Linked DNA regions of Mus musculus: regions 2 and 3 are each linked to region 1. The links are chromatin loops, found by intact Hi-C in ENCODE. Cell type or tissue: heart. All regions are shown on one strand. Region 1 holds the start of Usp24 (ubiquitin specific peptidase 24). Region 2 has its middle 6.1 kb from the start of Gm12724. Region 3 overlaps Gm12724 (predicted gene 12724).

Region 1 (8,000 bases):
AAGAGGAAAATCAGACAACAGAAAGAGACCTTAGGGAGATTCAGCTATGGATATTATCAGGCACAGACTATAAAATAGCTGTGATTAATATTTCAAGGAATTGCCCGGCGGTGGTAGCGCATGCCTTTAGTCCCAGCACTTGGGAGGCAGAGGCAGGTGGATTTCTGGGTTCGAGGCCAGCCTGGTCTACAGAGTGAGTTCCAGGACAGCCAGGGCTACACAGAGAAACCCTATCTTGAAAAAAAACAAAAAACAAACAAACAAAATATTTCAAGGAATTATATATCAAGATAGATACAGAATCCATAAAAAATTAAAGTGAAATTAAGAATTTTAAAAGAGTGCACACCTTTAAACCCAGTACTTGGGAGACAGAGGCAGGAGGATGTCTGTGATTTAAAGGCCAGCCTAATCTATATAGCAAGTTCCAGAGCATCCAGGACTACATAGAGAGACCCTGTCTCAACAAACAAACAAACAAACAAAGAATTTACATATTCAGTAACTAAATTAAGAACTCAATAAACAATTTCACAAAAAAGATACCACTGAAGAGAAAATTTGTGAATTAGAACAGAAAACCAAAGAAAGTATCTAGACTGAGGCAGAGAGTGACAGAAGGACAGATAGTCATGAAGGATAGAATGTGTGTAACAGAAGTCTCATGAAGAAGGGAGGGGCAGGGAGAGCAGGACAAAGGGAGAGAGGGAGGGAGAGAGAGAGGGAGGGAGAGAGGGAGAAAGGGAGAGAGGGAGGGAAGGAGGGAGGGAGGAGGAGGAATGGGGAGAGAAGGAGGGAGGAAGAGGGGAGAGAATTAAATAGAAATATGTGAAGAAATAACATCCAGTCATACATGATGGTGCACTTCAGTGCTAACACTCAGGAGGCTGAGGCTAGGTTCACAGGTTTGAGATTATCCTGGGCTATACAATGAGACCTTCTTAATACAATCATAAGGAACAGCGATTTCCTGAGACCTCAAGCCACATAGTCAAGAAACTCTACAAACCTCACTAAAGAGAGACATAAAGAAAAGCGTATTTAGACACATCAAAGTGAAAATCCTAGAAAGAAAGACGGTCCAGACCAGTGCTCTTGGGACAGAGCCCTTGGAATGTGCAAGGCCTTGGCTTTGATCTCCAGCACTGGGAGGGGATAGGAACAAGATCAAAAACTGTATATTAGGTGAGAGAACAAAACTCAACTTTTTGTTTCGAAGTGGCTACCCTCGGCTGGCCTTCCTAAGCAGTGGCGACTTTGTTCTCCGCATATATGTTTTCATGTATATGCTTTCATATATATGCTTTCACGGTTCCTCTTCTGTCTGAATAAAGCCTCCAGTTCTTACAGCCTTCTGGGATCTAGTGTCCGGGCTGCTGTAGCTTCCTCTCTCCTTCTCCTGCTTCTGGAACTCTGTAGTTCATAGCACCCTGCCTTTCAGTGCCTCTGCCTTACTTTACTCTCGCGCACCGCAGGACGCTTGCACAGGCTGTTTCTGTCACCTGGGGCTTTCTCTTCTCACACCCCTGTTCTTGGCTTGCCTGCTTCCTTTCACACTATAATTGAGATGTCATTTCCTTTCTAGACACCCGGCCTTCGAAATTTCTCTGTGGAGAGTAAGAAATCTGCTCTGACCCCGGAGAGTAAGAAATTCTGTCAAGGTATCTATCATGGTTTATTTATAATCATCTTCCTTCATAGACAATACATTCAAAAGGACAGAAGCTGTGCATGTGTGCACACACATCTCCATCTGAGTGAGTTCAGAGTAGACCGAGTAAAAATGACTAATGGTAGGTAGAGTCCTTCATGTCTTTAAGATACTCCACCATACCTTATTTCTAAAGTCCTATGTACCTTTTCTTTTTCTCTACGTTTCTAAAGAAGATATGTGTAAAAAAGGTGTAATTTTGTTGTTGTTTTGTTTTATGAGACAGGGTTTTGTGTGTGTGTGTGTAATAGTCCTGATAGTCCTGGAACTCTATTTGTAGACCAGGCTGGCCTCACAGAGATCTACCTGCCTCTGCCTCCCAAGTGCTGGGCTTAAAGACTTGTACCATGCCTGGCTGCAATTAAATTTCTTTAAAGTGTTTTTTATTTTTTAACATTTCTGGATTTCCTGCAATTAAATTAAAAATGTAAATGAAAACATGAATAAGACAGACATCTATACTTCCCCAATTTAACAAGATTTTTCTTTGGGACTAGGTCTCCTGTAGCTCAGAATGGCTTTCAAACTTACTACATAGCTGAAGATGACCTTGACAACTCTTCTTAATCTCCTATCGCAGCCTAAGGGCTGGGAGGGACAGGCATGAGCTACCACACCCGGCTTACTCAACGAGGTTTGCTTTTAAAAAGGAATGCAAAAAATCCTGGCATTGCTGTTGCATCCTCAAATGACACTCAAATGACTTTTTGGTAGCTCCAGGATTTGATTCAAAAGTGGCCTTTTGGGGGGCGGGGGAGTAGGCTTTTGTGGGGGGGGGAGGAGAAAGGGGGTAGGCTTTTGTTGGGGGGAGGCTATTGTTGGGGACAGGCTTTTGTTGGGGGAGGGTAGGTTTGGGGTAGGCTTTTGTGGGGAGAGAGTAGGTTTTGGGGTTAGGCTTTTGTGGGGGAGGGCAAGTTTTGGGGGGCAGGCTTTTTGTGGCTCCTTTCCAGTTCTCATCACAGACTTGTTTTTCTCTGCTTCCTTCTCTGCTTCCTCCTCTCAGCTAAGCACAGCTTCCTCTGTCATGGTCTGCAGACCTGCCACTGCTGATGAGCCTTTTTTGTGCCATCTGAGTGGGCTGGCTCTCCTCTCATTACCTCTTCAGTTCTATCCAATCTTAGTAGCAAGCAATTTTTTGTTGTTGCTAACTCATTTAGTAGTTTAGCTGTTGGCTTAACTCTGCAAACCCAAGGTAGAAATGGAATGTTTTTATTTTGCTTTCCATCATTAAATGGTCCTTTTGTTCTCCATGGCATTGCCAGCATCAACGGTATCTGACTTGGTAAATGGTACAGTTGGTCGTTCTGTGGCAAGGTCTTGCTATGTATACGTAATTCAGGCTATTCTTGAACTGGAGATCTCCCAGGCTCAGCTTCTGGAGGGCTGGGATTACAGGTGCCCTGACCTATTGTGTTGGTGTATATTCTGTGACAGGATGCTTTCAACTTAGACTACTTTGGTCTTTATCTATTATATGTACTTAAAATTTCATTGACACCCCAGAACTTACCTCTTATTCAGGTGTCTACTTTGTGATCAAACCCATTACTAGCCTTTAGTAAGAATAATAGAAACTATATCTATATAATGATAAATTCACCCCGTAAATAATCAAATAGCTGGTGTTTACAAACTATCAAATTATTAGGCAAGAAGCCACCAGGATCTGAGGGGGAAAAATGCTGGCAGAGAATGCAGAGAAAAGTTCTGAGTGCTGTCAGTAATTTCAGATTTGGGCTATGTGAAGGTCCAATTGTTAAGCCATCAGAAATGTTTTAACAGTGTGAAAAAGAAAGGTTAGTGGATTGGGGGGTGGGGAGGGGGTTCAAGAATAAAGCAGGATTAAGACCAAAGCAGATGAACTAATAAGCAAGTATGTGAGAAGGAAGAGGAACCAGCATCTTGGGAAGAGAACCGAGAAGAAACCTAGATCAGGACACTGAAACGGGAAAAGGGGCAAAGGGGACTGGCCATGGTAACGCCAATGAGGTGGGAACAGAAGGCAAAAAGCTAAACAAACGCTGGAAGACAGAAACAGAGGGGAAAGTCTTCACCCCTGAGCCAAAGACTTCAGTAGAAATGGGTTGGTGGTCAGAATCAGGATAGAAGTAGACACCCAGAATATTTCCATGTGTCTGTGTCTGAAGGACGGTCATACAGTTCTGGCTGAAAAGTATGGTAAAGTTTATCAGGCCTGGTGGGACAGGTGGTCAGTGTTGTTGGGAGTGGGAGTTCAAGGTCTAGGGGTCTCTAGAGAAGGCTGGAGGGTCGAGGGCGAGGGTGTGCGGGGATGCTCGTCCTGCGGATCTGGGCACCCGTCTGTGGGCGGCGAGGAGGGCTTCAGCGGCGCGTAGGGTCACTTTCCTCGGACCGCAGGACACTTCAGGAGAACCAAGCAGGGTTCCGGGGGCGGCGGGAAGAGTCACCTGCGATGGGACACGAGTGTCGTCAGGGCACCGAGGCCCGGGCGCCCGGGGACCTCAGCGACACCGGCAGCGAGCCGCTCGGCGCCTGCCCCTCCCGTCCCAGAGGGAACCTGTTGCCGGGGGAAGGGGTGGGCGGGAGGCGCAGGCGGAGGACTCTCGTGCTCTCTCTGCGCTCCGCGGCCTCTCACCTCAGACACGTTCGGCGCACGCCCCTCCCTGGCCCCGGCCTGGGAGAAACACACACGCGTCCGCACACCCACAGCTCCGCGCCGCCCGAGCCCGGGGACGGCGGCCCGAGCGCCGCCGGGGCTGCTTCCGGGAGCGGAGGCGCGGCCCCGCGAAGAGGAGGAGCAGGCCAACATGGCGGCGCGCAGGGCTGGGCCGGCCGGCCGCGCCTGAGCGCCCCACCACCCCAGCTCGGCTCGCTGCGCCCACGCGCGCACCTAACCCTGGCCCGGCGGCCTCGGAACGCGCGGGGCGGGAGCTCAGGGGCCCTGCCGGGGACGGAGCCGGGGCCGAGGCAGCGCGGCACGGCCCGCCAGGCCCGGGAGCCGCAGCTTCGCCGCACGCCGGCCGGCGCGACTCCGAGGCCGGAGCCATGGAATCGGAGGAGGAGCAGCACATGACCACGCTGCTGTGCATGGGCTTCTCGGACCCGGCCACCATCCGCAAGGCCCTGCGCCTGGCCAAGAACGACATCAACGAGGCCGTGGCGCTGCTCACCAACGAGCGGCCCGGCCTCGACTACGGTGGCTACGAGCCCATGGATAGCGGCGGCCCCAGTCCGGGGCCGGGCGGCGGCCCACGGGGCGACAGCGGCAGCGACGGCAGCGGGCCTTCCCGCGGCGGGAGCACCGGAGGTGGTGGCGGCTTCGATCCCCCGCCCGCCTACCACGAGGTGGTGGACGCGGAGGTGAGTGGGGTTGCCCTGACCTCACGGGAGAGGCCGCCGCGCTGGAGTCCCGAGGACAGGGAGCGTTGCCAGCCCGGCTCGCAGCGGGACTTTTGGGCGGGGGCTGTAATGAAACTCGGGGCACCGAGATAATAGAACACCAGTTCTGGTCCGAGATCGGGGTCACTAGACTGGGGTCCTATGGAGAGAAGGGCCTTGGGGGAGGAATATTCCCGCGTGGAGTTAGGTATACAGTTCTGGGCCGTGGCGGGGTCTCCATAGGCTACCTGCTGAGTCTATGCGGTGGGCAGGAATCCCGGGAGGGATGGGGAGGAGGGCCCACATTTCCAAATCCGCGTGGCTTGGGAAATGGGAAGGACATGAATATCAGGTGTCAAAACTGAGGTCCCAGTGGACCAGAGTATTTGTGACACTAGATTTCAGTGAAGGATTGGGATAAGTACCAGTTCAGAGTCAGAAATAGTGCTCGCTATAGGCCTGCCAGAGTGAAGGCCTTTGCCGGGTCAGACAGGAGGACCAGTGGGGTTAGAAGAAGGGTTTAGGTTTTTAAGCCAACCGTTGGAAGAGGACAGGGTCTAAAATGAGGAAGGGCCTAGACAGGACCAGGAATGATAGGAATGAGTATAAGGCAGAGGAGCAGGTTTGGCTGTTTTAATGTCTGGGTTGTAAGGATGGGCTTGACTAAGGTCAGGTATTAGGACAAGTAGTGGAATGGGACTGAGATAAGGAATGAGTGAGAAGCCTGGGCAAGGAGTAGGAGCAAAGGAAGGGCCAGACGGCGATGAGATCAGGAATGGGAGGTCGAAGCTGGCGGCGATGAGATCAGGAATGGGAGGTCGAAGCTGGGACACGGCCTGGATGAGGGGAGTAGGGTCACTGAAGAGAAATTAGCCCGAGGAGAGGGGTGTAGCCTCAGAGAGGTTAACATGGAGGCGGGGGTGGGAGGGCGGCATAGACTAGGGAGAAGAAATGGGACTGGAGTCTAGAGAAGGGAGTCTAGTACGTACAGCCAGATCCCTCAGATCTTAAGTAAGATCTTTTTAGTGTTTGGTTTACCGTGTGAGCAAAGAACATGGGAGAGGCTGGCAAGCCTGCCAAAACAAGGAAGAATCACCCAGAAGCCAGAGCGCTGGTGATTAATTTGCAGGAAAATGGCAGCCCGTGGCAGAAATTTTTGTACTTTTCTTCGGATAGTGTATTTTAGGGTCGAAGATAGCAGCTTGGCTTAGCCTGGCTACAGAACAGCACAGATCTCAAATTAGTAAGTGGGCTTGTGTTTTTAGAGAAATTAATTTGGGTAATTTCTAAGACACCTGATTTCTTTTTTTTTTTTCCCCCTGAGCAGTGTTCTGTGTGGTAACTGTGTTTGCAGCAGTTTCTCAGTCTGGTGTTGGTCTACATACTCCAGGTAGAAGTCCACCGTTAACCAGTAGCTAGCTTATCTGTGTCCTTCACTGGTAGGGAAAGTAAAGGCAGTTGGTCCTCCTTTGGGGATTTTTAAAAATTCTGTGTAATTGACTATTCTCTTTTGTTTGTTTGAGTTTTTTGAAGCAGGGTTTCTCTGTGTAGTCCTGATTGTCCTGTAAGGCCAGGCTGGCCTCGAACACAGAGGCTTGCCAGCTTCTGCCTCCCAAGTGCTAGGGTTAAAAGGCCTGTGCCACCACCACCTGGTCATAAAGTGACAGTTCTTAAGTGTGACATCTTAAGATACCAGCTCCAGTCACTCTTCCCCTGTTCTAGCCAGTTTTGGTCTATTTAGAAACCAAGAAGAAAACTGTCGCTTCTTGTGAACATGTTTATACTCGTCTACAGAGCTCAGCGTGTTTTCAGTATGTGAGAGATTTTATTTTCTGTTCCTGCTTTTAATCTCCTATGATTGAAAATCAAAGTAAGTTAAAATATTTGTGGCACCTCAACATTAGCTTACTTCTCATACATTTAAGTTGGAGCAATCTGGAGTGGCTTCTTTGCATTGAACAGCAGCCTGAGAAGTTCACTTTCAAGAAAATCCATAGTAGAATCTATCTTTTAAAAGAAAGTCTTGCCCTCATTTCCCCTGGCATGTGGCTTGGGGCTATGGGAGGCTATACTATTACTTAATAGACTTCAAGAGGGCTGATGAGGGCTGTGTTCGTTACTCTGTGCTGGTAGAGTATGGGCCACCTTCTGATACCACACCAGGAGTGAGATAATATTTTATCAGTTTTCAAAATCATCACATATGGCAGACATGAAACTGGGGCTTCTGAAAGGTCCGTCGAGCTGTGGGTTAGCTATTTGTACGTTTTACTAATCCTCAGTAAAATAGTTACTACATCACCATTTTAGGTATGCAGTTAGAAGCAGAGCCTACATCCCAGGCCAGGTGTCTGGCATCAAAAGCCAGAGGGCTTTTAGCTGTGTCCATGTAGTTAGTTTCAGGATTGAGTGTGTTTGGTCCAGTGTGGACGGCAAGGAAGGTGAAGAGTTTGGAAAGAGGTGGATTGTGAGGCTACTCTGAGGCTAGGATGGTGAGCGCTGTATCAAGGCATCAGGGCTACGCTAGTGGGTAGAATGAAAACAGAATCTTTCTTTCTTCCTTCCTTTTTTTTCTCTCTCTCTTCCTTGCTTTCTTTCTTTTTTTCTTTTTTGTTTTTTTTAAAGCACAGACTTTAGAAATCAAGACTTAGTTGAGTTCACTTGTTTTATAGATGTGGCCTTTCAGTCCCCAAAGGGCAGCTGTCTCTGCAGAGGCAACTATAGAACCAGATGCTTCCCTTTCCTAGGAAAAAGACAGGGTGCAGGAATGAGTCCAGGGAGACAACGTCTGATTTACCCCGATCTCTAAAAGGGACCACTGGATCTTAAAAAGCATGCACATCTGCCTTCTGCATAGCATATCTTATTTTCAGGGTCCTTTAGAAAAATTTTTTTTTGAGGCGATAAATTGGTTTTTTGAGGCAGGGGATGC
Region 2 (8,000 bases), 85 kb before region 1:
GGATTCCTGGATGTTATTGTACGTGAAAACCTCTGTGGGCCAGATAACCAGAGTGACGTTGTAATAAACATCATAAATAAATTGATGGAGCCCTGACAGACTTCAGGCTGTAGCTTGGTAAGCTTATTTCAGCCAGCCCCATAGATATTGTACGAGGCAAACATTTTAAACCCCACTCCTCAGATAGGAAGACTGAGGCTTAAGGAATTTTCTATCTTGCCCAAGGAAAAACCAATATTAGGAAAAGAAAAAGAAAGAATTCATACTCAAATCTGATGCCAATAAGTTTGACCAGTGAGGCTGCTGCTTAGTGTCACATGTCCATAACTTCAGGAAGCAGATCCCATTTCCGCACACCCGTCAGTCACAGCATTAGCAAGATGACCTGTCCACTTAGGGACCTCCGTACTAAGGCAAAGGTCGCCTGGCCACCATTCACTGGTGAACTTATGCAGGTGGGTTACATGCCTCCTCTGTCTGGGTTTCGTGCTCGTAAGTCATTCTTGCAATATGCCATTCCTGCAAGAAGCCAGGAAAAGCCCTCTGAAGGGTGCTCCTGCTCTCCGAAGCATCGTTAGCATGTACATTCCCTCGTCCAGCAGGGAAGTAATGTGCTACTGGCACTGGCATAATTGAAGACGAAACTACCGGACATGGAGCGGGGCAAACACTACTTCTTAGCCTAGCCAACAGCACCCCCCAGTGCCAAGGAACAGGAAGGGGGCAAAAAGAGTAATAAAGCTACAAGTTTTCACATGTGAAAATTGAAAAACTCAGAAATAACCTTCAGGAAGAACCCCCAACATTTATTATACTTTATACCCAAAGGGATTATGGGTGGCCAACAATCACTATAAACAGTTATCCAAACAGGGCACAAAAATTTATTTCATGAAGATTTAAGCAATCAAAACTATCTAGTTTTAGGAACACATTCATCCTTTCTTGTATCTTTCCCATCAAAAAGGAAAGCACTCCTTTTATGTTATTAGTTACAATAATATGACATCAAGTGTCATACACTATACATAAATTGATGGGATCGAATAGCAGGTTGCTACCATTGTTGCTGTAAAAGAGCTACTGAAAATTAGGAGTTGTTTGTTTGTTTGTTTGTTTGTTTGTTTGTTTGAATTGCTGAACAAAGGCAAGGAGCAGGTGTGTGGTGTGAAGTGACCAGCAGGGTGAAGCTCAGGACCTGGCTTAGAAGATGGGACACGGGGAGACTGAAGCCACAGGGAAGATTACCAAGGAGTTCAGAAGAACCCAGGAAGAGTCATGGGTCTCCGTCTCAGTGTCTCGGGAGGGACACAGGAACCTTGCTCCCTGTCCCTGCTGTTCTTCAACCTTCCACTAAGCTGACCTATCTTCCCAGGGCTTGTGTGTGTGTGTGTGTGTGTGTGTGTGTGTGTGTGTGTGTGTGTGTGTGTGTGTGAGGTGTGTGTCTTAAATTCTCTGCCAGATTTTTAATTAGGGTTATTCTGCAAGGCAATTAATCCTCCTGGTCCCCTCACTATGGAGCGCTAATTCTAAAGCAATTAACCAACCCTTGAAACTGAGAAATAGGACATCTTCCTTTGCCAAAGGCTGTTAGGGAAAGGCTGTCTTCCGGGAGAGGCTAGGCACGGCTTCTGCTGTGCTTGACTAAGTTGCTCTTTGAAACCTCATTTGGTCCTAGGATTTGAAGGCCAAGGGAAGACCATAGGCCATTATCACAGTTTCGCCTATGCCCACAAGAGGGCAGTGGCGTATGCAGTCATAGCCCATGTTCTTCTCTAGACCTCAGCCTCTAGGATCAGACTAAGGGACTCCTGAAAACGATGAGATCCTGGGCAAGACAGTGGAAGAACACACACACACATGCACACACACACATGCATGCACACATGCACGCACGCACGCACCCCACATGTGCATGCACGCTACAGATGCTGCATGGGGGTTTGGAGGTGGCCCAGAAGGCTTCACCCAGTCTTCCCTAGACACACTACAGTCAGTCATACCTGTCACTTCCCCATCTCAGGTTTCCTCTGAAGCTCCTGGCACCAGAAACCTAGGGCCACCCAGACCCAAAGTGTGCAGCTCTGTAGTTGGGGCTCGGGTGTCCATGCTTTTTCAAACTCCTCAGGGTTAAGAGTATGCCTGTCAACACACAGGATGCAAAGTGAGTCTCCTATCCTGTAATAGGCTTCATGACACTGAACAGAGTGGAAGGCAATAAAATATACAATATCGTGAGAAGACCCATGGGAAACAGTATAGAAGTCAAGACCTGGCAAACACATATCCTACTGGAATTAGGTAGTTTAGGGAATGTTTTTAAGCAGATTATAAAAGAATAGTCAGAGCCAGGAGTTATAGTGCATGTATTTAACCCTCAGGAGTCAGAGACAAGATGAACCCAGCATGGTCAACAGAGTGAGCTCCAGGACAGCCAGAGCTGCATAAAGAAACCCTGTCTCTAAAAATAAAATTTTAAAAAGTAAACATTTAAAAAATTAAAATAATAGTGATAATAATTTGGGGGCAGAGAGGGGGGGAGGGAGGGAGAGAGAGAGAGAGAGAGTAGTCAGGATGCAGAAAAGCCACAGGGATCACACCTTCAGAAATAGCCAAACCCCAGAAGAGGAAGTGGTCATAGAAACATAGAGACTGGGAGACTAGGTAGGAAAGGCCATCTGGTAGAAACTGTGACCTCAGTAGATACACCAAAATCTATTCTCTCCAGCCCTCTGAATGCCAGAAGCCAAAAAAAAGAAGCAACCACGGAGTAAATCCCCAGAGACCGCCGTCCTAAGCCACAGAGCAAGATGGCAAAGTACAGAAATTGGATCTAGTTCACCCAATAGCTGTCAAACATTTGGCCATTGGCAGAAGTTGGTCCAATGCTTCTATATGCAGATACTATTGCATATTATATGATTTGAATAAGAATGGCCCCTAAGGCTCATATATGCAAATGCTTGGTCATCAGGGAGTGACACTCCTTGAGAAGGACTAGGAAGAATGTCCTTGTTGGAAGAAGTATGTCACTGGAAGTGTGCTTTGAGATTTCAAAGGCCTAAGCCAAACCCAGTGGCTCTCTCTCTCTTCCTACTGACTGCAGATCTAAATGTAGAACTCTCAGCTACTTCTCCAGCACCATGTCTGCCTGTGTTCCACCATGCTTCCCGACATGATGATAATAGGCTAAATGCTTTCTTTTATAAGACTTGTCATAGTTATGGTATCTCTTCACAACAATAGAACGCTGACCAAAACACATGTTTAAAAATAAAAAAAACTTTACAATAAATAGCTATGAGACTGGACTGGAGAGACAGTTCAGCAGTTAAGAACACGGATTGCTCCTTCAGAGGACCTGGATTCAATTCCCAGCACCCACATGACAGCTCACAACCATCTATAACTCCTGTTCCAAGGGATCTGATGCCCTCTTGTGGCCTTCCACAGCACTGTACACACATGGCACATAGACATGCAAACAAAACACCCATACACACAAAATAATAAAAATTATTCTTTAATGCTTTTAAAACCTATGGGTAGAGGTGATGTCAGCATATAATCCCAACACTTGAAAGACTAAGGCAAAAGGTCATGAGCTTACAGAAAGCCTCTGCGCATAATGAGTTAAGAACAGCCTAAGCTATCTGACTACAGTTTAAGAAATAATTCAGGGTAATATAGTACGTTCTTTGCATGTCCAACACATGGTTGATGCCTACCACTGCAAAATAATTATAGATAAACAAATAATCATCTTTATGCATGAGACGTAGACTTTTTGCTGATTTGGACTTCAAGGGAAACAATATTCAAGTTTCAACTAGAAGGGTAATTTCCAGACAATTTCAATTTCTCGAGTTAGTTTGTTCCAATAGATCAATGAAGAGCTTTTCTTAGAACTGGACAATGGTAAAAAGTTTTCATTAGTTGACAAAAGGATTGGTAAATTTTTCATAAAAATTAGAATATTTTAAAGTGTAGGTGAAGAATATGTTCCTATACAATGTCTTTTTTATTTATTTATTTTATTTTTTAATCTTTATTTTTGAGGTGGGGTCTCTCTATGTAGCCTTAATTATCCTGGAACTCTCTATGTAGATCAGGTTAGCCTGGAACTCAATAGAGATTTTCCTACTTCTGCCTCCCAAGTGCGAGGATTAAAGGTGTGTACCACCATTCCTGGCAATATCTGCCTTTTCAAAGACAGTGTGTGTGTGTGTGTGTGTGTGTGTGTGTGTGTGTGTGTGTGTGTGTGTTTGAGTATGTACATGAGGGTGGGTGTGTGCATGTGTGTGTGTGTCTGTGTTTGAATGTGTGTTTGTGTGTGTGTTTGAGTGTGTACATGAGGGTGAATGGGTGAGTGGGGGGGTGCATGTGTGTGAGTGTGTACCTGTGTGTGAGTGTGTGCATGTTGGGTGAATGTGTGTGTGTAGGCTTATGTGAATGTGTAGGCATGTGTGCATGTGTGTAGATGTGTGTGCATTGTGTAAGTGTGTGCCTGTGTGTGAGTGTGTGCCTGTGTGTGTAGGTGTGTGTGCATGTGGGTAAGTGTGTGCTTATATGTGAGTGTGTACATGTGTGAATGTGTGTATGTGGAGCCAGAGAGCTCAACAGTAGGTATATTCTATCACCATAAAATCTTTTTAATTGAAAATGTTTCATACAATGTATTTTCCCACATTCCAACTCCTTACAGATACCCACCTCCCTACCCACCTACCTTCATGTTCTTTCTCTCTCAAAACAAAACAAACAAACCCACACAAAAATCACAGAGTTCATTTTGTGTTGGCCAACTTCTCCTGAGCGTGGGGCTTGCCCTGAACTGTGGTTGATGTGTCCCTCCACTGGAGAGAACCAATCTGTCTTCCCCCATCACTTACCCCTTGCAAACAGCTTCTTGGCCAGTCGTGGTGCTTTGTGCCCACTTCTCCTTCCTTAGGCTGGGATTTTGTCTGGGTCGAACATGTGAGGGTCTTGTGCGTGCTGGCACAGTCTCCATGGGTTCATATGCTCATCGACTGTGCCATTTCTGGACAATGCTATTACCCTGGAGTCTCCATTCCACCTTATTTTTTCAGGCAGGGTCTCCCTTTGAACCAGGAGCTCTAATTTTGGTTAGGCTGCCAGGCCAGAGAACACCCTTCCCTCCAGCTCCTGCGTCAGCCCTCACGAGATGCTGGGATTACAGCTGCCTGCCCTCATGCCTGATTTTTGGGTGACTTTGGGGTTCTGAATTTAGGTCCTCATGCTTATGAAGTAGGCACTCTAACCACTGAGCCATCCTGCTGGCCCCATTTCATATTCTAAACATGAAAAGTGTGTGTGTGTGTGTGTGTGTGTGTGTGTGCATGTGATGTGCCTGTGTCACTGGTTCAAGGTGTAAAACATTTTTTCTCACTGTAGGCTACAGTAAAAAGTGTTTGAAGTTGGTAACTTGGCAAGTGTTAGCTTAAGACCTCATCCCCGAAGCCTGCAGGCTGCCAGTGGGTCTCCAAGACACAAATAAATGGATCCCTTCAAGGGCTGAAATCAACAGAGCTTCTTGCTCCTCTCCTCACAGCTGAGTGTGGCTAGGGCCCAGAAGAAAACTGGCACTGTTTGTCTAGGGGGTGTACTGAGAACAAAGAGGCAGTTTGTCCCAGGGCCTGCCGATCCGGCCTCCTTCACAGGCACTAAATTCATTCAGTATCACTGCCCTGCAGGCTGCCCCGCTGGCCTGGTGGGCCTGCCAGCCTCTTCCACAAGGAGTTAGTGTCAGATCTGGGCAGCTCTCTCTGCCTGATGCAACGGACATTCAGCTAGCCTGTGAGAATCGGAAACAGAGGCCCCTGTCACTTGAAAGATAACATCCTCCTCCACGCTCCACGAGGAGGACCCAGGAAGTCAACAGCTCTCCAGATGTGAGGCAGTGTGAGAAGGGCGCTGGTGTTCCGCCTCTCTCCCTCCCAATCTCTTCCCCTCATCTCTTGTTACTAAATGGAGTCTCTGGCTTTCCCAGAGTCCACTTCCTCTAAGCCATGTGAGGGAAAGAAGGGAAGGCGAACTATTATGTTAAGAGTTCCAAGTCAATCAGGCTTCTGGGGTGAGTGCTTACCTGCTGAGCTATCTCACTGTCTTCCCCAGATCCCCGTTTCAGTGCAGATAAGGAAAATGAGACATAGGAAAATCCCCCACTCAAGCCTGTCTGGCTCCAAGTTCAAAACCCACTAAGGCACTAAGGAGAGAGACAGTACATAAAACTTGAATAACTCTAGAACAGTCTTGGGCATGGGCAACACGGCCACTAGTGTGTCACAGGATGAGAACCAAGAGGCAGTTGAATAGGAATGCAGGCAGTATGAGTCTGAGCTGAAGGGCAGTGATGGGGTCACCGGTAAGAGCACCTCTTTATGTCATGCAGATCCAGGTACCATCGCCGTAGAAATGGACTTTACTTGGTAGAGGAAGTTTAGTTGCATAGCAACACTTGAGCTGAAGTAGCTCCCGTAACACACACACAGTCAGTCTACCCCCACTCAACCTCTCATTAGAGTGCTTCCTTTGTTGGCTGAATCAGTGTAGACACAATGCCATCACCCAAACTCTGGAGCACACATGAGGACTCATTCTTCATAACGTACGTACACTTAGGTGTGGCAAGTATAGTAAGCTGTGGCTACCATTGTAGCGATACATGAGATTGTTTCCCTGCCCTAAAAAATGCCTTTTGGTTCCTCTATTCATCTTTTCTTCTCTTCCTATATCCCAATCCCTAGAAGCCGTTTTTCTTCTGTCTTCATGGTTTTCTCTTCTCCAAAGAGTCCATAGCATTGGGCTCAGGTATCACATAGTCTTCATGGATTACCCACACCCCATATGTTAACCTTTATAAAAATATATGCAGGGCTGGTGATGTGGTTCAGCAGATAAAGGCACTTGCCACTAAGACCGACAAACTGTGTTCAATCCCCAGGACCCACTTGGTGGAAGGATGGAAGGAGAAAACTGATACCCACAAGTTATCCTCTGGCCTTTACAGGTGTACGCACCTACACACACACACACACGCACACGCACACACACACACACACAGAGTAAATAAGTAATTGTAATAAAAACCCTAAAAATATGACCAAGCAATGGTGGCTCATGCCTTTAACCCCAGCACTTGGGAGGCAGAGGCAGGCGGATTTCTGAGTTCGAGGCCAGCCTTGTCTACAGAGTGAGCTCCAGGACAGCCAAGACTACACAGAGAAACCCTGCCTTGAAATACATATAGATGATGCCTCCTTCTGAGATGATGGAGTAGACATTCTGTTCCTTATTATTCTGCATTCTTTCTAGCAAAACTGAAAATCAAAGTCAAACCTCTCTCACCCTCTGCTCCCCTTCTCTCTGTGCATAGAGGTGGGAAAGGGGCTGAATAGGAAACAAACTTAAGATGGCTCTGCAGCTAGGCGAGGTGCCACATAGCTTTGGGCTGGAGAGATGGCTCAGTGGTTTAGAGCACAGACTGCTGTTCCAGAGGTCCTGAGTTCAATTCCCAGCAACCACATGGTGGCTCACAACCATCTATAACGGGATCTGATGACCTGTTCTGGTGTGTGTGAAGACAGTGACAGTGTACTTGCATACATAAAATAAATAAATCCAGCACTTGGGAGGCAGAGGCAGGCGGATTTCTAAGTTTGAGGCCAGCCTGGTCTACAGAGTGAGTTCCAGGACAGCCAGGACTATACAGAGAAACCCTGTCTTGAAAATAGATAGATAGATAGATAGATAGATAGATAGATAGATAGATATATCTTTAAAAAAAAGATGACTCTGAAAGGTGAAGGGCAGACAGACCAGCAGTGATGCCAACCACTGGGAAGTGGCACAAAGGTCCCCGGGGCTTGATGGCCAGACAGTTTCCAGAAATGGTGAGCCTTGGGTTCACTGAGAAAACCTGTCTCAAAAAAAAAAAAAAGCCAAGCTGGAGCACAATTGTGGGAGACACACTTACTAGT
Region 3 (8,000 bases), 54 kb before region 1:
CCACCAACCAAGGAGTACACATGGAGGGACCCATGGCTCCAGCTGTATATGTAGCAGAGGATGGCCTTGATGGGCATCAATGGGAGAAGAGGTCCTTAGTCCTGTGGAGGCTTGATGCAGCAGTACACTGCCAGGGTGGGGAGGTGGGAGTAGGTAGATGGGTGGGAAAACACCCTCATAGAAGCAGAGGGGGAAGATGGGGTAGGGGTTTGGAGGGGACAGGGAAAGGGGATAACATTTGAAATGTAAATAAAGAAAATATTCAATTAAAAATGAAAAGCAAGAAAAAGAGCTTCCTTCTCTTTTTCAACTGAAAATGAATATATTTCATGCAATATGTTCTGATCGTGGCTTCTCATCTCTCATCTATGTCCCAGATCCTCCCAATCTCCTCACTCACTCACTCATCCAACTTCAGGCTCTCTCTCTGTCTCTCTCTCTGTCTCTCTCTCTGTCTCTCTCTCTCTGTCTCTCTCTCTCTCTGTCTCTCTCTCTCTCTCTCTCTCTCTCTCTCTCTCTCTCTGTCTTCTCTTTCTCTCTCCTCTCTCTCTCTCTAGAAAACAAACAAGATAAGTGGATGTTAGCCATAGAATACAGAAGCTAAACAAAAAGGAAGACTCAAGAAAAGGAAGCTTGAATCTCAGAAAAGGGAATAAAATAGTCCTAAGAGGAAGATGGAGGGAGGGAACAGGGTATGAGAGGGGATGGAGAGAGAAATGGAGGAAGTTCAGGATCAGGTTCAGGATCAGGAGGGCACAGGAGGGATAGCCAGATGGCCATGAGAATGAATGGAAATCTGTGTCTGATGGGGGTAGGGAGGTAAGGGGTCTCTTCAGGATGTGACTAAGACCTGGGATAAGGGAGGCACCCAAGGATCAATAGGAGTATCCTCGGCTGTGACTCACAACACTGGGGACATGAAACCTGAAGGGGCCACCTCCTGTAGCCAGACAGGAACCCCGGTGGACTGATAAGGACACCAACCCACCCACAAAACTTTCAACCCCAAATTTGTCCTGTCTACAAGAAATTCAGGGATGGGTGATGGAGCAGAGACTGAGGGAATGACCAGTCCAACATGAGACCCATCCCATGGGCAAGCACCAATCCTGACATTATTAATGATATTCTGTTATGCTTGCAGACAGGAGTCTAGCATGGCTGTCCTCTGAGAGGTTTCACCTAGCAGCTGACTCAGACAGATGCAGAGACCCACAGTGAAACTGTGGATGGCGCTTGGGGACACTTATGGAAGAAGGGGAGAGGATTGCAAGCCCCAAAGGGGTAGGAACTCCACAAGAAGACCAATAGAGTCAACTAACCTGGACCCTTGAGGCTTTCAGGGACTGAACCACCAACCAAAGAGTATACAAAGGCTGGACCTAGGCCTCCCTGCACATATGTAACAGATGTGCAGCTTGGACTTCATGTGGGTTCTGAATAACTGGAGCAGGGGCTATTCCAAAAGCTGTTACCTGTATGTGGGATATGTTCTTCTAGCTGGGCTGCCTTGCCCGGCCTCAGTGGGGAAGGATGTGCCTAGCTCCATAGAGACTCGATGTGCCAGGGTGGGAAGATACCAAGGAGTTCCCTACATGCTCAGAGAAGAAGGGGAAGAAGTGGGGGGAAGGATCATGGGAGGGGACCACCAGGAGTTAGGCAGTGAGCAAGATGTAAAGTGAATAAAGAAAAAAAAAAGAAAACAAAGAGAAAAAATTGTAAGAACCACATACACAACACAAAAATTAGAAACCACAATGTATAAGCAAAAGGTTTTTTTTTAAATACCTAGACAACACATTATAAAACAAAAGCAGTTTCCAAAAATACCATTGAATTCATTTTGTGTTGGCCATCTACTGCTGGGCATGGGGCCTGCCCTTAAATGTAACTTATATAGCCAGCGAGACCCCATTGGATAAAGCTTTTCCTTTGCAAGCTGTTGACAGTTGGAGATAGCTTATGGATTAGGGCGAGAGGCTCCTGTCCAGTTTCCCTCTCAGTGCTAGGACCCCTCGGGCTTGGACCTGTGAGGGACTTGTGCATGCTGCCATGGTCTCTGTGAGTTCATACGTGCATCAGCCCTGTGGTGTCTGAAAGACAGTTTTCTTTGCATCCTTCATCTCCTGTGGCTCTTACAAACTTTCTGCCTCCTTTTCCACAGAGCTCCCCGAGCCCTGAGGGAAAGGGTTTGACAGAGACATCCCATTCAGTTCCAATGTCTCTCCCTCTGTGCACATCGTCCAGTTGTGGGTCTCTGTGTCAGTTCCCATCTACTGCAGAAGGAAGCTTCAGAAGATGCTATCTCTAAGAACTCTTCCCAGTGAAGGCGGATATGAGGGTTCAAATGGTCATGTGTTTGAGCACTTGGTCCTCAGCTGGTAATATTCTTTGGGGAAGCTCAGGAGATGCCTTGCTAGAGGAAGCATGTCAAAGGGGTGGTGGACTTTGAGAACTTCCAGCCTTCCCTTACTCCCATTTTGATCTCTCAGCTGTGAGCTTACAGTTCAGGGTCTGAGCTCTCAGTCTCCATGCTTGAGCTGAATATTACAGGAATTCATGTGTGCAGTGTCTGCTACCAAGCCAGCCCTCCATGATGGAGATAGACTCCTACCCCTCTGAAACCATAAGCCCAAATAGGCCCTTTGGTCACAATGATTCATTACAGTAATAGAAAAGTAACTAGCAGAGTGGAGCTTGAATGCACTGACATGGGTTACACAGTCTAACATAGTTTAGATGTTGCAATGTGCAGACACTGCCTACTGGTAGCCCAGGCCCAAAACCCAACCCTACCACTCACTTGAGATATGTGAAACCTTGAACAAGATGCTTACCCTTTCTGATTTTTTTTTTCCAGACATGGTCACATGTAGTCCAGGCTAGCCTCAGACATTCACACACCATTTTGTTTGAGCCAGACCTTAATGGAGTAATTAGACTTGAATATGCAAAGGTGGGAGAAGAAATCTTTAGTACGAGGAACAGGGTAGGAAAAGCACACAGGATCAGAAGCACAGGATAGTAAAGGCACACGAAGAAGTTGGGCGGGGTAACACATAGCTGTAACCCAGTTCAGGGAGCTGGATCGTGAGAATGGCAAGTTCAAGGTCAGCCTAGGCCGTTACAAAGATCCTGTCTCAGACAACTAAAGATGAAAATGACAAGGAGTGCTTGAAAGCAGAAGAGCAGAGTAGCATCACGGAGGTGGAGACGTACAGAGAAGAGTGTCAACATTTCCTGAATTTTTATGAGGTGTCAGGACACTGCACACATTAATTCCTGTAATATTCACAGCAGTGGAAGTGTAATCCCCTCCGTTTCACTCTGGAGGAATCTGATGCTCCGAGCCCTTGAGAAACATGACCAGGCTGGAGAGTGGAAAAGATTGGCTCTTAACTGACCTGACCCTGAAGCTCACATTCTTTTAATCAGGACCGCCCACATGCCTTCCCCACAGCTAGTGCCAAAGAAAGCATAGATGTCACTGTGGTGGTCCATGTTAATTTAAATGTTAATTTAAGCTAGATTGGCCAGTGTGAGGGAACTCTGACCACATCTGGGGGAAATTATCTTGATTTTTTTTTAAATTGAGATGGAAAGACCCTCCCACTGTGGGCGTCACCATTCCCTGGCTGGGATCTCTGACTATGAGTGGAGAAAGGCAACTGAGAAGCAACATTCTTCTTTCTTCCTTCTTTCTTCCTCCTCCTCCTCCTCCTCCTCCTTCTTCTTCTTCTTTAAGATTTATTTATTTATTATATGTAAGTACACTGTAGCTGTCTTCAGACACCCCAGAAGAGGGCATTAGATCTCATTATGGATGGTTGTGAGCTACCATGTGGTTGCTGGGATGTGAACTCAGGACCTTCAGAAGAGCAATCAGTGCTCTTAGCCACTGAGCCATCTCTCAAGCACAGCTTTCTGCTTCTTAACTCTCCCTGCAATGTGGCCAGTGGCTCCCAGCTCCTGCTGCCCCTACCTCCCTGCCATGATAGACCATAGCCCTGGTCCCTGAACTAGAACAAACCCGGTTTCCTTTTAACTGCTTTGTTGGAGTTTTGCCATAGCAACAAAAGGGAAACTAAAGCATGTACCTTCTCAGCTAATGTCCATGGTTCCCAAATTACAGAGGCTTTGCTAAGATTTCAAGCATCCAAGGTCCACAGCTGGGAAGCTCACTCCAAAACTGCTGTAGGCAGACCAAGTTCAATGCCTTTTAGAGCTCAGCATTCAATGTAAATGTGTCAGCTGTGTGGTGGGGGGAGGTAGGGCTTCAGTCACACTGCTTTCTATTCACACCTCTGAGTTACCTTGGAGTAGTAACAAATTAAGCCAGAATTGGCTCTTCGCACTGAATGATTTTAGAAAGCTTGCTTTGCTTCTGCAGCTTGGATAATTTCAAGTGCCAAAAAAGGAAGCAGATCTGATGGAAACCGCATGTAAAGAAGGTGCATACATTACTATAAGATCCTGCAAGCTGGATTCTTTTTTCAGAAACCCCCTTTCATCCATTTTTTTTTTATCCCTCTAGCTTTTTGACAACTACAAGGAAGACAGTAAGGGTAAAAATAAAAATATTTTAATTGCTATTTCTAGCCCCCCCCCCACAAAAGCCATTTATGATAAATGTGTCTTTTACATTGCAAGGTAATTTCTACCAAGAAAACAAACAAATCCACATGCTTTGAGAATTGACATTTGAGGGAGAATTGGCATTTAGCAAGTTTAAAAATAGAAACTCCAGTAGATACAGCATCTGCCAATTAAACATGTGAATCCACATTCAGGCTTGCTGCACTGGGGAAACTGCCCAGGTTATTGGACTATTCAATAATGCCCTATTTTTAGGGCTGGGGAGCCAAGAAAACAAGCTGGCTTCAGCGTCTCATTAAACAGAGTACAAGGGCTTCCACAATACATCCCTATAGTGCCCAGAAATAAGAACCTAGAGGACAGAGCATGTTTTTCTGTGACAAAGCCACTATGTTACAACTTTTATAGGCAGCTGAGATTAATAGGAAGTGGGTTGAGTGGCAGCTGTGTCCTTTCTCATTGAGATAGTAGAGTCACGAATGGTTGTCACCAAGAGGACCTTAGGGATGACCTGCTACGGGACATGTGATGTTTGTTGGCTGTCTAGTGTGGTTGCCCTCTGATCCCCACTCTGGGAAACTAAACTCTCTACCATAGAAATGTAGTCTGTCTCATTCCCCCCAGAAGCTGTTTTCTTAGTCTCCTGGCAGCCAGGACTCAACTCTATAACCCGGCTTTGGGAGTCATTTGCATCTGTTCAGCTTTTGGGATGAAGAGTTGGTGACACAGGAGAGGAGGTACGGGGGCTGGGGGTACACGCAGGTGAAATTTTTTTCTGAGTATAGCAGCAAAACCTGAAGCATCCACTTCCTGAGGGCAATGGGGCAATGTTGCCGACAGAGGTGCCAGATGCCACCTCCTGGCACAGGCAAGCTGAGATGCTCCACCGGCAACAGCTAAGTGCCCACACTGACCTTGGTGGAGTCTGGCTCTGGTCTGCCTGTGCTGCCTTCCTTATTCCTCCCTCTCTGTGAGTCTGGTTCTTCAGGCTTCCTGGTAATCGAATGAGCTAGCCAATACCCTTTCAACCTGCTGATTTTTTTTTCTTCATTTTGCCCAGGGACAATATCTTTACACTAAGAGTCTGAATGACTATAAGCCGGCCATGCCTGATTAATGCTAGGACATACATCATAAATCAAAAAGGTAGGTGCAAGTTTGGTTTTAAAAAATTAGACAATCATTGTTACTCTTCAGATGAAATCAAGAGTGAGAGGGGAAGAACTGTGGCCAACTGCAAGCAGACCAGGCCTAGAAGTTAGGTCCTGACTCCCATTCATTGTGTGTGATGGTTTGTATATGCTTGGCCCAGGGAGTGGCACTATTAGAAGGTGTGACCTTGTTGGAGTATGTGTGTCACTGTGGATGTGGGCTTTAAGACCCTCATCCTAGTTGCCTGGAAGCCAGTATTCTGCTAGCAGCTTTCAGATGAAGATGTAGAACTCTAAGCTCCTCCTACGCCATGCCTGACTGGATGCTACCATGCTCTCACCTTGATGATAATGGACTGAACCTCTGAACCTGTAAGCCAGCCCCAATCAAATGTCCTTATAAGAGTTGCCTTGGTCATGGTGTCTGTTCACAATAGTAAAACCCTAACTAAGACAGTGTGCTTAACCTCTGTGTGGCCCAGCCTTACAAGGGAGAGAAAGTGCCTATGCACTCTGCCCCTAACAATGCGTTCCTGTTCCACAGGTCCACAGGTCACCATGCCTTCCTGACCATTCTTCAACTAAAGCTACTTCCCTTCAGTCACTTTCTCTTTAGACCTCCAGCTCACAAGTAATCTCTAATGTTCCTTCTTTCATTCCCTTCTTTCTTCTTTTCTTCCAAAAAAAGAGGGAAAAAAAGTCTTACCGCATACCTAGCACCAGCTATGTCACCTATAATGAGGGAAATACAAACCAACCCAAATATCAACAACATTCATGTTAAAGAAAAGCATTAATCAAATAATTACACAAATAATTGAAAACTGAAAATTAGGAAGGAGAGAGTAATTGCTATTATTATGTCAGCACCAGGGGTCTTATTTAGCCCAAATTCAAAAAAGGACCCTTAAAGATGCATAGGCTTAGCTCGGATCCAAAAGTGGGCTGACTGGGCGAACAGAAGGAAAGAGGATTTCCAGAGAGAAGGACTAAGTGTGCAGATCCTGAGCAGAAAATACACAAAGCTCAAGCAGCTGAAAGCCAGTGCAGACAGCAAGACAGCAAGGGGTGGGAAGGACGGAGATTGGGGGACAAAGCACTCTGGGCTTGAGAAAGATTTTGCCTTGACCCTCAGGGAAGCAGGAAGTCACCAAAGACTCCTGAATAAAGGGATAATATGGTTTCATGGTATTCTTTTTTTTAATTTACTTATTTTTATTTTTCCTTGCTTGAGAATTTCATGCAAGCATATTTTCTTGAAATCCACTCAATTCCATCCTTTCCAATCCTCCTGGGTCACCCTCACCACTGTTGTCTTCCAATTCCTCCGTGTGTGTTTTTTTTATTAGTTTAAACCCCACCCCCCACCCGAGTCCACTTACAGTTGCCAGTGTACACTTGGTGTAGAATCATATACTTGATTATAAGAAACCTCTCAGGAGCCACATCCTTGAAGAAAACTGACTCTCCCTTTTGCAACAACTATTATTTGCTAACAGCTCCTGAGCTAGGGGTGAGCTTTCATGATCACCTCCCGCCTCCATGCTGGGGTTTTGTCTGGCTTGAGTTTACAGAGATCTCGTGCATGTTGTCATTGCTGCTGTAAGTTGCTATGAGCTGATGCCCCGTTGGGTCCAGAGAACAATGTTTCACTATAATCATCTACAATCTTTCCACGGAGATCTCTGAGCACTGGAAGGAAGGAATGCGAAAGAGATGCACTGAGCTATCGTTATGCTAGTAACCATATAATAACAACCAAATAAGTCATTAGAAGTTGATTTAAATGCTAAGCTCTTTAGCAGAATACAATTAGTAGGTTCTCCTATGGGGCCTGTGATGTAACTAGCCACAGATTATTGGACTGCCAGTCATAAGTTCTATTTATAAAACTAGACTTACAGCTGATCAAAAAATGACTGGTTTACATTCGTAACATTTCTGTCACTCTTGTATCCAGTAGGCATATCTTGTCAAACAGGTCATTATTGTAGCTTTTAGGGTTCACAGGTGGGTAAGACGATGATTTCTTTTCTCCTCAGTAGCATGCATGGCACCTTACAGCACTATCAAAGTTAGCCAGTGGGGATAAGTCTTCTTGCGTGGTACTAGCCTGACTTCTCCGTGTTCTGTGACTCAAGGAAGTATACAGTGTCACTGGCAGTATGATTTCAGCATCAAGTTCTGGAGGATAGCCAGAAGCAATGGCAATAACCTGCATTGTTTGGAGGGTCTGTAAGATCCATTAATCAA

What was found. A loop is a pair of places that touch in the nucleus more often than their neighbours do. Peaks named below come from ENCODE experiments on the same cell type or tissue, not always from the same donor. Only the 100,000 strongest peaks of a DNase experiment are listed, where the experiment ranks them.
Region 2: it touches region 1 in a loop (2.4-fold over the local background); 12 of 42 quality-filtered maps call a loop at or near these places.
Region 3: a loop joins it to region 1, with 2.9 times the contacts of the local background. A loop is called at or near these places in 10 of 42 quality-filtered maps.

What each region holds. Positions count from the first base shown.
Region 1 is chr4:106,311,737-106,319,736 of GRCm38, forward strand. It overlaps Usp24 (ubiquitin specific peptidase 24), which reads left to right and starts at 4,477. Exons shown (of 68, transcript NM_183225.2): 1 at 4,477-5,050. The coding sequence starts at 4,736. In heart, no CTCF peak of the experiment used is centred here; DNase peaks (open chromatin) are centred at 4,405, 5,095 and 5,715; H3K4me3 peaks cover 3,202 bases; H3K27ac peaks cover 2,962 bases.
Region 2 is chr4:106,226,975-106,234,974 of GRCm38, forward strand. No RefSeq gene overlaps it. Among named protein-coding and RNA genes, the nearest start is that of Gm12724, 6.1 kb to the right of the region's middle. In heart, CTCF peaks have their summits at 729, 1,730 (motif pointing right) and 3,442 (motif pointing left); DNase peaks (open chromatin) are centred at 1,737 and 5,787; H3K27ac peaks cover 1,344 bases.
Region 3 is chr4:106,258,084-106,266,083 of GRCm38, forward strand. Gm12724 (predicted gene 12724) reads left to right here. Exons shown (of 5, transcript NR_151521.1): 3 at 5,657-5,742. All of the region lies in intron 2 of Gm52671 (a long non-coding RNA gene), which reads right to left. Among named protein-coding and RNA genes, the nearest start is that of Gm12724, 25 kb to the left of the region's middle. In heart, a CTCF peak has its summit at 5,415 (motif pointing left); a DNase peak (open chromatin) is centred at 4,858.